Linked DNA regions of Homo sapiens: region 2 is linked to region 1. A link is a contact called in ENCODE Hi-C data. All regions are on one chromosome and are shown on one strand. Each heading gives the region's core, a stretch centred on a gene start or an enhancer-like site at or near the end of the contact. The rest is flanking DNA. Distances are from core to core; before and after follow the strand shown. Region 1 holds the start of BCYRN1 (brain cytoplasmic RNA 1). Region 2 has its middle 85 kb from the start of KCNK12.

Region 1 (5,602 bases), core at 2,188-4,687:
GAGCCAGAAAAAGAATCTATACCATCTGCTACAGCCAGGACCAGCTACCTAATTTACAAGTCTCAGCACAAAATGAAAATGTGGGGCCTCAGCCAGATGTGGTGGCTCATGCCTGTTATCCCAGCACTTTAGGAGACCAAGGTGGGAAGATTGCTCGGGCCCAAGAGGTTGAGGCTGCAGTGAGCCGTGATTGCGCCACTGTACTCCAGCCTGGGCAATAAAGCAAGACCCTGAAAAAAAAAAAGAAGAAAAGAAAAGATGGGTAGGGAAAAAAGTGCCATTAGAGGCACTAAACTACAAACTTTTCCTTTCTTCTGTGGTCTCTGTCTTGCCCTCTCTTGGTGTTTCTTATTTACTGTTTGATGCTATGCTTCCTTGGGCACAGGGATACTTACAGGGTGAGTGCAGACCCTCACAGGCACAGGGAGGGTGAGGAGTAGGAGGTGGGCTGCCCGTGACTGCATATCCATGCACAGTTCACCAGCTCCAGGAGTCTTCCTCTGGCTAGACCACCAGACTGACATGCCATATCTGCCCAGGGGCAAGGATGAGGTGAGGCCGTCAATCTTCCCTTCCCACAGGCCTGCTGCCCCAACCCATGGCTGCTGGGAGACCTCCAGGGGATTAAATCTCCATTCCAAAGCAGTCTCAGCACCTGGCTAGGGGATGGCTGAGAGGCCAGTCCTGCTGCTGCTCATCAAAGGCACCATGGCGCTGCCAGCCCAGGGCAAGGATGGCTGCCACCCTGCCTCTCCCCAAAATGCCATAGGGCACACCAGCTCAACCCCAATTCTCCCTGTGCCCACAGCTAGGCCCTTACAGCAGGCAGAGGTCAGCAAGGAAGGGGAAGTCAGGTGGGGCCTGGGGAACCAGGAAGCGGGGAACAGGCAGCTGAGAATTGTTCCAGGGAAGCAGGGAGAGGCAGACCACGCATGGGCCAAGACTCCAAGCCCTCAGTGCATGCTGCATTGTCCCATTGGACTTCACTTGCAAAGTGTAAATGCAACGAAAAAATTATTAAGAATTTCAAGACAAGGTGGGTGCAGTGGCACTTACCTGTAGTCCCAGCTACTCAGGAGGCTGAGGCGGGGGAATCACTTGAGCCCAGGAATTTGAGTCCAGCCTGGGAAGCATAGCGAGACCTCCCACCTCAAAAAAACAGAAAAGAATTCTAAGACAGTGTCATAGAACATTAGCCCCCCAGTGCAGGACCCTTTTGAACAGAGCTCTTCTGAGCACGAGGCCCTGTCTATGCCTGATGCACACCCACGAAACCGACCTTGGCTCCAGCTTTCAATGCGAACTTCTTACAGTTTAGGTCCTCTGCGAAGTCACTTGCTTCCAGTAGCTCCTATCAGAGCTGAGCTGAGGCCTTAGACTGGGGTTAAAAGAGAGGTGAAGTTTCCCGCTGCAGCACTAAACACATCACTGAAGGCCTACGGAGTAATCCTTGAGCATCCCCTGACTCAGAGCACTGCCACCGCATCAGCTTCTTCCAGATGCCAAGAAGCACCTCTGGGTCTTGGGGTTCCGGCTTGTTTGTGTCACAAGTAATAACTTGTATTTTATTTGCTTTTAAAAACTGGATATGCTCCCACTTCTCAGCCTCTACAATGAGACCTGTGTTTCGTGTTTTTCAGTGTGCCTTTGAGAAAGGCCCATAAACCTATAAACACCCTTTTTCTCCCCAAGGTGAGGTTTGACCCTAGTACTTACTACCACTGTTTACTGGAGAGTCATGTTGAGAACATCTCCTTTAGGCTCTATTTCTCATCCTAAGGGATATATCCAGCCTTCATTATGGAAGGTTTTGAAGGCCTCAAATAAAATCAAAGTAGAATTTGAATAAAACATCTTGGCTGGGCACGGTGGCTCGCATCTGTAATCCCAGCACTTTGGGAGGCTGAGGTGGGCGGGTCACAAGGTCAGGAGATCAAGAACATCCTGGCTAACACGGTGAAACCCCCATCTCTGCTAAAAATACAAAAATCAGCTGGGCGTGGTGGCGCGTGCCTGTAGTCCCAGCTACTCGGGAGGCTGAGGCAGGAGAATCGCTTGAACCAGGGAGTCGGAGGTTGCAGTGAACCGAGATCACACCACTGCACTCCAGCCTGGCGACAGAGAGACTCTGTCTCAAATAAATAAATAAAACATCTTAAAGAAATAGAAAATACTAGTAGAGTATTCACTCTGATTTCAGAATCAATTTGTGGAAATTCAGTTTCACAAGAATGAAAAAAGCCCCCTAAGCAAGGTAGCTTTTTTTTTTTTTTTTAAAGATGGGGTCTCACTATGTTTTCCAGACTGATCTCAAACTCCTGGGCTCAAGCAATCCTCCTCCCTCAGCCTCCTGAGTGGCTGGGACTACAGGTACACATCACCACCACCCTGCTAGGATATGGTAGCTTTTTAACCAAAACACACCACCATGCAATGGAGAGCATGTAACTTGTTATTTGGTCATACAAATACATCAGAATAAATTCCACCTCTCTTGTGGAGCCCTTTTTCCTACATCTGCACAGAAACTGGCACTAGCAGGACTGCAACCGAGGCAGACTCGAGAATTAGCAGACTCTGGCTCAGGCAGGACAATAGAGCAGCGGGAAATTTCTTTCAAGGGCTTTTGTTGCTGTTGTTGAGATGGAATCTTGCTGTGTCACCCAGGCTGGAGTGCAGTGGTGCTGTCTCGGCTCACTGCAATCTCCGCCTCCCAGGTTTAAACGATTCTCCTGCCTCAGCCTCTCAAGTAGCTGCGATTACAGGCATGTGCCACCATGCCCAGCTAATTTTTGCATTTTTGGTAGAGATGGGGTTTCACTATGTTGCTCAGGGAGGTCTCGAAACTCCTGACCTCAGGTGATCCGCCCACCTCGGCCTCCCAAAGTGTTGAGATTACAGGCATGAGCCACTGCGCCCGGCTTGAGACCTTGAGGGGCTTTTTAACCAAGAGATGGTGTAGGGACAGAAGCCAGCAAGAAGAACATGGTGGACTCTCTGTGAGGCCCCAAACCCCAAATCATGAGCCTCCGCCCCCTGAAAGTATTCCAGGATCTCTGAGGGAGGTTTTGGGAGGGGGCCAAGGTCCTGCAATTGGGTGGGTGGGGCTCCAAGCCATTGTTCTTTGCACATTCATGCCAATGTGACCTAATTGGCTAAGCACAGGCTGGAGAAGCTAGATAAACCTATTTAAATTCAGAGCCAAAAGACACTCAAGGATGTTTTCTGAGGGGGTGTGAGGGTTGGAAAATCATCCTATATTTGATTTATCTCCCACCTCATGTCCTGAGTCAATTCCTTAGTCTTAGATGAGGGAGACGACTTGGGAGTCATCCTTGTTTTTGATGAGCTATATAACCCTATGGCCAGCAGAGGGAAGTACTGCATTTCAGAGCGACAATTTGAGATCTATGAAAGAATTTCAATCGAGAATAAGAGGCCGGGCGCGGTGGCTCACGCCTGTAATCCCAGCTCTCAGGGAGGCTAAGAGGCGGGAGGATAGCTTGAGCCCAGGAGTTCGAGACCTGCCTGGGCAATATAGCGAGACCCCGTTCTCCAGAAAAAGGAAAAAAAAAAACAAAAGACAAAAAAAAAATAAGCGTAACTTCCCTCAAAGCAACAACCCCCCCCCCCCTTTTCATATTCTTGCCTGGAAGAAAGGCCTTGCTTTCCTCAGCTTCTTAAAGCTGGGAGAAGTTAAAGCCATTCTGAAATGCTGCTGCTACTGCTATATGTGGGGGAGAAAGCAAATTTTCTTTTTACTTTTTTAATCAGTATTTATTTTAAGTTCGAGGGTACATGTGCAGGATGTGCAGGTTTGTTACATAGGTAAACGTGTGCCATGGTGGTTTGCTGCACAGGTCAACCCATCACCTAGGTATTAAACCCAGCATCCATTAGCTATTCTTCCTGATGCTGTCCCTCCTCCCACCCCACCAACAGGACCCCAAATTTTCTTTCTTTTTTTTTTTTTTTTTTTTTTGAGATGGAGTCTAGCTCTGTCACCCAGTCTGGAATGTAATAGCTCAATCTCGGCTCACTGTAACCTCCATCTCCCAGGTTCAAGTGATTCTCCTGCCTCAGCCTTCCAAGTAACTGGGATTACAGGCATGCACTACCATGCCTGGCTAATTTTTGTATTTTTAGTAGAGACGGGGTTTCACCATGTTGGCCAGGCTGGTCTCAAACTCCTGACCTCAAATGATCCGCCTGCCTCAGCCTCCCAAAGTACTGGGATTACAGCTGTGAGCCACCGTGCCCAGCCTCCAAATTTTCTTATTTCCATGGCCTTGAGCAAAATTATACCATCCTAGACAAACACACACACACACACACACACACACCATTCTCCCCCTCTTGCTGTCTTTCTCAGATATGAGTCTCTCCTCCAATGGCCATTTTAAGCTTGCTCTTTTGCTCTGTAATACAAGGCCTGTTCCCTGTTAAAAGGAATGTCAGGCATCTGTGAGCAGGTAGGGAAAACATTGCAGGAGGCAAGTAAACTTCTCAGCATACCTGCCATCATTCATACCTTGAAGGCAGGTCAAGCCTGTAGCGTCTGAGTCTTCCATCCCTGAAGCACCAGCAGCTCTGACTAGAGGTCCTGTCTCCCAGCTGTGGCCCCAGCTCTCCCTGATGGTGACAGTTGCGACTTCCAAACTTGCTCCTCCCCATATCTGTAACTGAGCCCAGCGTACATTTGCCTCATGGGTGCCATTGGACTTCCTTTGTGAGCCATGTTTTCTTTCACCTTGTCCCAATCCACAGTTAACCAAATCTTGGCCCAAATTATGTGCTGGCTGGTGTTGGGCAGCTGTGAGACCCCTCCTTGCCCCATCTCTGTCTTCTAGGCTCTTCTGAGAACCAGTGTCCTTTGAGATCTCAGATGGGATTTAGAGGAGGGTTTCCACCCAGACCACTTTCCACAAATTTCACTTCTGCATTTCATCTGGTAGGGTGTGGTTTTCAACTAGAAGCCCAAATGAGGAAGAAAAAAATTCATTCACCATTCAGGACAGGGTGTTCACATTTGAACCAGGCAGAAATAGCTGAAAGAAACTGAATTCTAAAGGGACTCTCAGCTTTTGGGGGAGACATATTTGAGTGCAGGAGGCTAGACCACCCACTGGCTGGCTCTTTGCTCCTCACTGAGGCCAGCCTTGACTCTAAACAGATAACACAGGGCCAAAACACACCCAGCCAGCTTTGATAAGCAACCGTCTCTGCCAAACAGTTTCTTTCACAGGGCCCAGATGATCTCATCACAGAGGCTGCATTCTCTGGTATCTGTTCCAAGCACAGACTCACTTCTCATTACCTTTGCAAATAATAGTCAATCTATCCTGAGAAGCTCCTTTATATCCCATACTGGGCTAAGGTCTGAAGAGGGTACAGTTAAAGAACCCATGATCTCAGACTGGGCATGGCAGCTCATGCCTATAATCCCAGCACTTTTGGGAGGCCAAGGCAGGAGGACCGCTTTAGCCCAGGAGTCCAAGACCAGCCTGGGCAACATAGTGAGAACTCTTGAGACCTTGTCTCTACAAAAAATAAACAAAATTAGCCATGCATGGTGGCTTGCACCTGCCTGTAGGAAGCTGAA
Region 2 (5,057 bases), core at 141-2,640, 320 kb after region 1:
TCGTTTCAGCAGATTTAAGCAGAAAAAGTAATCTAGAAAGTATTTGGGGGTGTGGGTAGCTCACAGAATTGCCGTAAATTTGAAGCATGAAGCTCAGAAATCAGGTGGGAACCAAGGGAAGAGAAGGCAGCCAGAAGCACAAATCACTCCCCAGGAATGAGAAGGTGAGGACCACACAGCTTCAGACGCTGGATCTTACCATGGGCAGCCTGGCCACATCCCATGCTGGATACCTGTCAACGCCAGATGACCTGTCACCGCAAACTGTCATCCCGTTGCCCCCTCAGCCACCTCGTGGGCCTAAGGGGCCTCCTCTGTGCCTGCTTTTTTATATTACTCACTCCAGAATTAATAACCCTCCTGCCCAGATCCCCAAAGTAAGGCCTGGATCATAGCTGGCACCTTGACTATCAGGGAGGTGGAAAAAAGTGGGTGTCCTTTTCAGCCTACAATGTGCCCATAAAGAGTTCTAGAGAAGGAATCTTCAATCCTATGGAAGTTGGATTGGATGTAGGGCAGAAAAGGGCAACTGTCTACAACCAGCTTGCATGAACACCTTGGAGTCTGGGTTATTATAAACTTATCCTACTTATTGAAGGATGCTGGGGGAGGGGGCTTTATATGAATCAGGGCTACTGAGATCTTTATATCGGGACCTCTGTGCAGCTCTGTCCTGACAACGTCACTTATTGCTCACGATTGGCATACCATTAGGGGATTGTTGGCCATCCCCTCTTCCCTCCATTCTTTCCTATGGGGCTAAAGGCAGGGAGGTGGGTCTCAAGTGGATGTGAGACCTAGAGCACACTCCCACATCCACTTGAAACTCATAGCCCTTACACTGTCATAGTCGTCCCTTTAAACCATAAAATAATGCTCTGTTTGTTTGTCCTTTGCAAAATATTTGCTGGGAAACAAAGACCTTCAGTAGAAGCACAAGATTTTAAAGAGAGGAATGAAAGATGTAGCGAGGGGAAAAGAGCCAGGCTGGGAGGTGCACAGTTCACGCTGCATGGTTCAGCCTCAGTGCCGTGAGCTCTGTGCACGAGGACAGTGCTGAGCAAGGCATGCCTGTGTCCCCACTGGACAGCTGAAGAGACTCAGGCAGAGCATGGACAGACCTAGTTCAGAGCCTGGCTGCACATAGTAGGCCCTCAATGAGAGGTGATGATGATGGTGGTGGTGACGGCAGAGCGAGGACTCACTTTGTCCAACGACTACATATTACAGATGTCAGGTTCACGACTATGCCAAAGGTCATGTTGAGGTCCAGAAGGAGTGGGTGGATGAGCAGAAAGAACATTCAGGGGACTGTAGGCAGGTGAATGATTTTATTCAGCAGCAGCTCACATCAGCAGCTTTCTCACACTGTCTGCCTTGTCTGGGCTGCTTCAGCTGGCAGCTCCCACATACAGCTGTGTGACCGGCTCTCCCCTGCCTTCAGGGTCAGCAGCTTAACTCTTTCACTCTCTGGGCACTAGGGGGCCAAGCTGTGTCCTGGCTTTCCCCGTCCGTCTCCAAAAACGGACATCTCTGGCTCTGTCTCTTTCTCTGGGCACCAGCGCACCTGCACAGGGTCAACAGGGCAGTTGTACCTTTTACAGACAATAGTGGCATAGAGCCAAGTGATGACGTTCCCACGTTATAGCTACATGGCTGTGATAACAAGTGGAGTTATACGCCTGCGGTCTATGCTGAGTCACGTGGGATGTAAACATCCTACCTTGGCCTAACCTTGACCAAAGCACAGCCATGTTCCTTACAACAGATAAGGAAGCCAAGACACAGAGCGAGGGCCAGCGAGCTTTCCGGGGTGATCAGTAGGAAGGGGCAAGAAAGGGTTAAATCGTGGCCCAACACGCTTGCCACTGCAGCTAGATGCTGACACAGGTGATGGTAACAAGGCCCTAGAACTCTAACGGGAAGATGAGTCATCGGGGGGGGGGTCATTAAAATGCAGGCTCTGATTCAGTAGGCCTGGGGGCATTTCCAACCACACCTGGGGGCTGCTGGTCCCAGGCTGCACTTTGAGGAGCTGGGCTCTAGCAGCAGTTTGCCTCCCTGGGAGCACATTAGAATCACTTGGGGAGATTTCACAAATTACTGATGCTTGAGACCCGAGATTCTAATTTAATTTGAGGTGGTTACAGGGTCAGAGGTCGTTTTTAAAGGTTCTCAAGTGTGTCTTATGTACAGTCAAGTTGAGAAGGGCTGTGTGAGTGGCTTGAAAACCATTGGTCGCCTGTGAAGAGGGCTTTTGAGAGCACCTGCAAGGACCGCCTCTCCTTCCTTCCAGCTGCTGCTTTGCTTGTGGGGCAAAGGCTCTCAGTCCGCAGTTCCAGCTAAGTTTAAATATGCAAATACCTCCGAAATGGCAAAGGTGAGGGCTTCTCTGAAGCGTGGCTCCTCACAGCAGGGCCTTCCACAATGAAGGGAAAGTGTACACAAGTGGGCTAGAGCAAGGAGGTAGCCTCCACGACTGCACACTTCTGCTGCTGGCCAAGTGACCCCCAGTTTAGGAGATATGACGTTTGGTGAGCACACGTCAGGACTGACCTGATTGAGGTTTGATACCAGAAGGCTGGAGAAGGGGTGCTGGCACAGAAAAGATGCAACGAAGGAGACTCCCCAGGTAGTCCTGTCTCTGGTTCCTTGAGTTCTACCTTTCCCTCAAGGGCCTCTCTCTCCAGCCACTGCTGCCAGCATGACATTCTCCCAGGGGGCCTGGTTTCCCTTTAAGGTTGTGGCCTTAAAGTGATAATCCCACCCCAGCACACCTACAGCAGGCTGTAATTATCAAGGGGGTTGACATACCACTCAAATCAAAGGCAGAACCAAAAGAAGTAAGTACTCCAAAGGAAAGGACATGGACTGAAGGGCTCTGGTGGTCGGAGGAGGTAGGGAAATACACTATTCTATGTCTTCTTGGAAATTGACAAGGCCCATTAGCAGATTCAGGTTCTGGGAAGTCCTGTGGGAAGTAAACCCAATGAGCTTTGTTCACACTAGTGTCGCCGAGTTCATTTGGCCACGGAACCCTCTTATGGCAGAATAACTCTTTATGTCTGCAAGGCCTGCTTTGGAATTGTGGATCTACTTTCCTGGAGGCTCAGCAACAAGACTGCTGCCCAAATGCCTCCGATCTGGAGGTGCAGGTCTGGCTGGAGGCTGAGGTGTGGCCTTCATCACCTCTCAGCAGCCCTGCAGCCCAGAGAGCCCTCTGTGCCCTTCTTGGGGGACTCAAAAAAGTATAGGGCGCAGGAATGGAGCGTCCACTCCACCGCTCTTATATCTGACTGAGGTGTTAAGAGTATGAGCTGTGTCATCAGGGACCAGGCTTCAAGTCCTGGCTGTACTGCTTACTAGCTGTGTGGCCTTGGACAAACTTAACTCCTCTGGGCCTCTGTTCCCTCACTGGTAAAAAAGGAATCGCTCCTACCTCAGAGTGTTGTTGTGAGAACCAATGAGACAGCTTATATAAAGTACTTAGCACACTGCCTAGCAGATAACAGTTCATAAAATGTTTTTCTAAAATGTTTTGTTTGACCAAAGTAGTTGGCATGAAAAAAAAAACTTTTGTTGTGCCAGTCTCTCCCCATGCAATCCCACCTGTCCTTGGAGGCCAACGCCAGTGCGTCTCCCAGGAAAGCCTTTCTTGACTCCCTGACCCTCACGGAGTGGACCCTTCTCTGTGCATTTGACCATGCTCTGCCTTGCTCCTGGGCCATCTCCCTGAGGGTGAGGGGCCATGCTAGAGGAAGTCTAGGCTGCATAAATGCCGAAACAGTGGTGGATCTAGCACATGAAGAGTTGAGAGCCTGGGAACTAGGGGAGGTGTCCCTCCTTCTTGAACTGTGGGGCTGAAGGGGAACTGTCAGCCTTGAGTTTGCCTCTGAGGTAGCCCCTTTCTTGCTATGAAGAAACCTGTTGTGGTCATTTGACTCATTCTCTGTGTATGCAGCCCTGCATACTTTGGTGTTATTCCTGTTGCAAAAGTCCCGATACTTTTCTCCGTCACTGATGTTTTGTTTTGAGACAGGGTCTTGCTCTGTTGCCCAGGCTGGAGTGCAATGGCACAATTAGCTCATTGCAGCCTTGACCTCCTGGGTTCAAGCTATCCTCCCACCTCAGCCTCCCAAGTAGCTGGTACTACAGGCGCACTCCATCATGCCTGGCTAACATATTTATATTCTGTTTGTTTGTTTGTTTTTTAGAGACAGGGTCTCACTCTATTGCCCAGGCTGATCTCGCACTCCTAGGCTCAAGCAATTCTCCTGCCTTGGCCTCCCAAAGTGATGGGATTACAGGTATGAGCCACTGCACCTGGCCTGTCAGTAATTTGATTATTTTTTAAGATCAACTGGATGACCAGGTGCTCTCAGAGACTACATTTTTGTAGCCTGAAGTCAGTATTTATGGTTTCCGTATAAGGAGGCTTTGGAGAGACACTAAAAGACAAAAGTCAAAGCCCTGAATGCTGACTGCTGTGCACTGCCTGACGCCCCTGCACCACTGAGCGGGTGTGGAGGATGCAGGGTCTCCCTCTGAGATCCTGGCAGGAAGGGAAGCTTGCCTGAGTCTTGTCTTGCCAGGGACTCTGCTCTTTCTGGACAATTTCTCAGAGCTCTAGACCCCTTCTCTGGAGGAAGACCTTCATTACCACCCCAGCCCACCCATACCCCATCCCAGGGTGAATGGAGGCTGGAGCTGGTTTCTTCTTCCTCTGACAGTGTCAGCTGGGTCCCTGCTGCAGTGAGTACTGGAGCTGAGCCCAGTGGGGTCCAGGTGTGGTCTGAGGAGCCATGGAGGCACAGCAAAGTCATCTCCACATTCCACCCAGCCCCTTGTGGAGCAAGGCAGCTCTGCTCCCACCAGGCAATCAGGCAAAGATTCACTAAGTGGGATCCAGCAACTCAGCCACACCCAGAGGCTTCCATGGCTCCTATATTCCACAGGGCTGCCAGGGCACCAGGGGAGAAGGGGAATCCTGATCTGAGACCTGGCCAAGCTGTGTCATCTACTGCCTGTGTCCAGACAACATAAACTGTCTGAGTCCT

The links. A loop is a pair of places that touch in the nucleus more often than their neighbours do. Pooled maps may share reads with other maps.
Region 2: a loop to region 1 is called in a pooled map, with 4 times the contacts of the local background. The contact joins the enhancer-like site here to the promoter of BCYRN1 in region 1. A Hi-C loop is called at or near these places in 1 of 168 maps with a recorded cell type or tissue (HCT116), 3 of 37 single-sample maps with no recorded cell type and 3 of 50 pooled maps.

What each region holds. Positions count from the first base shown.
Region 1 is chr2:47,331,878-47,337,479 of GRCh38, forward strand. BCYRN1 (brain cytoplasmic RNA 1) reads left to right here and starts at 3,438. Exons shown (of 1, transcript NR_001568.1): 1 at 3,438-3,637. EPCAM-DT (EPCAM divergent transcript) reads right to left here. Exons shown (of 5, transcript NR_110208.1): 2 at 1,057-1,149; 3 at 396-531. RefSeq lists a silencer at 2,869-2,918 and enhancers at 4,796-4,885, 5,073-5,367.
Region 2 is chr2:47,652,986-47,658,042 of GRCh38, forward strand. It overlaps a transcript of MSH2 not described here. Among named protein-coding and RNA genes, the nearest start is that of KCNK12, 85 kb to the left of the region's middle. Within about 2 kb of position 1,391, at least 5 of the 41 ENCODE cell types and tissues checked have a DNase peak (open chromatin) inside an H3K27ac peak, as active enhancers do.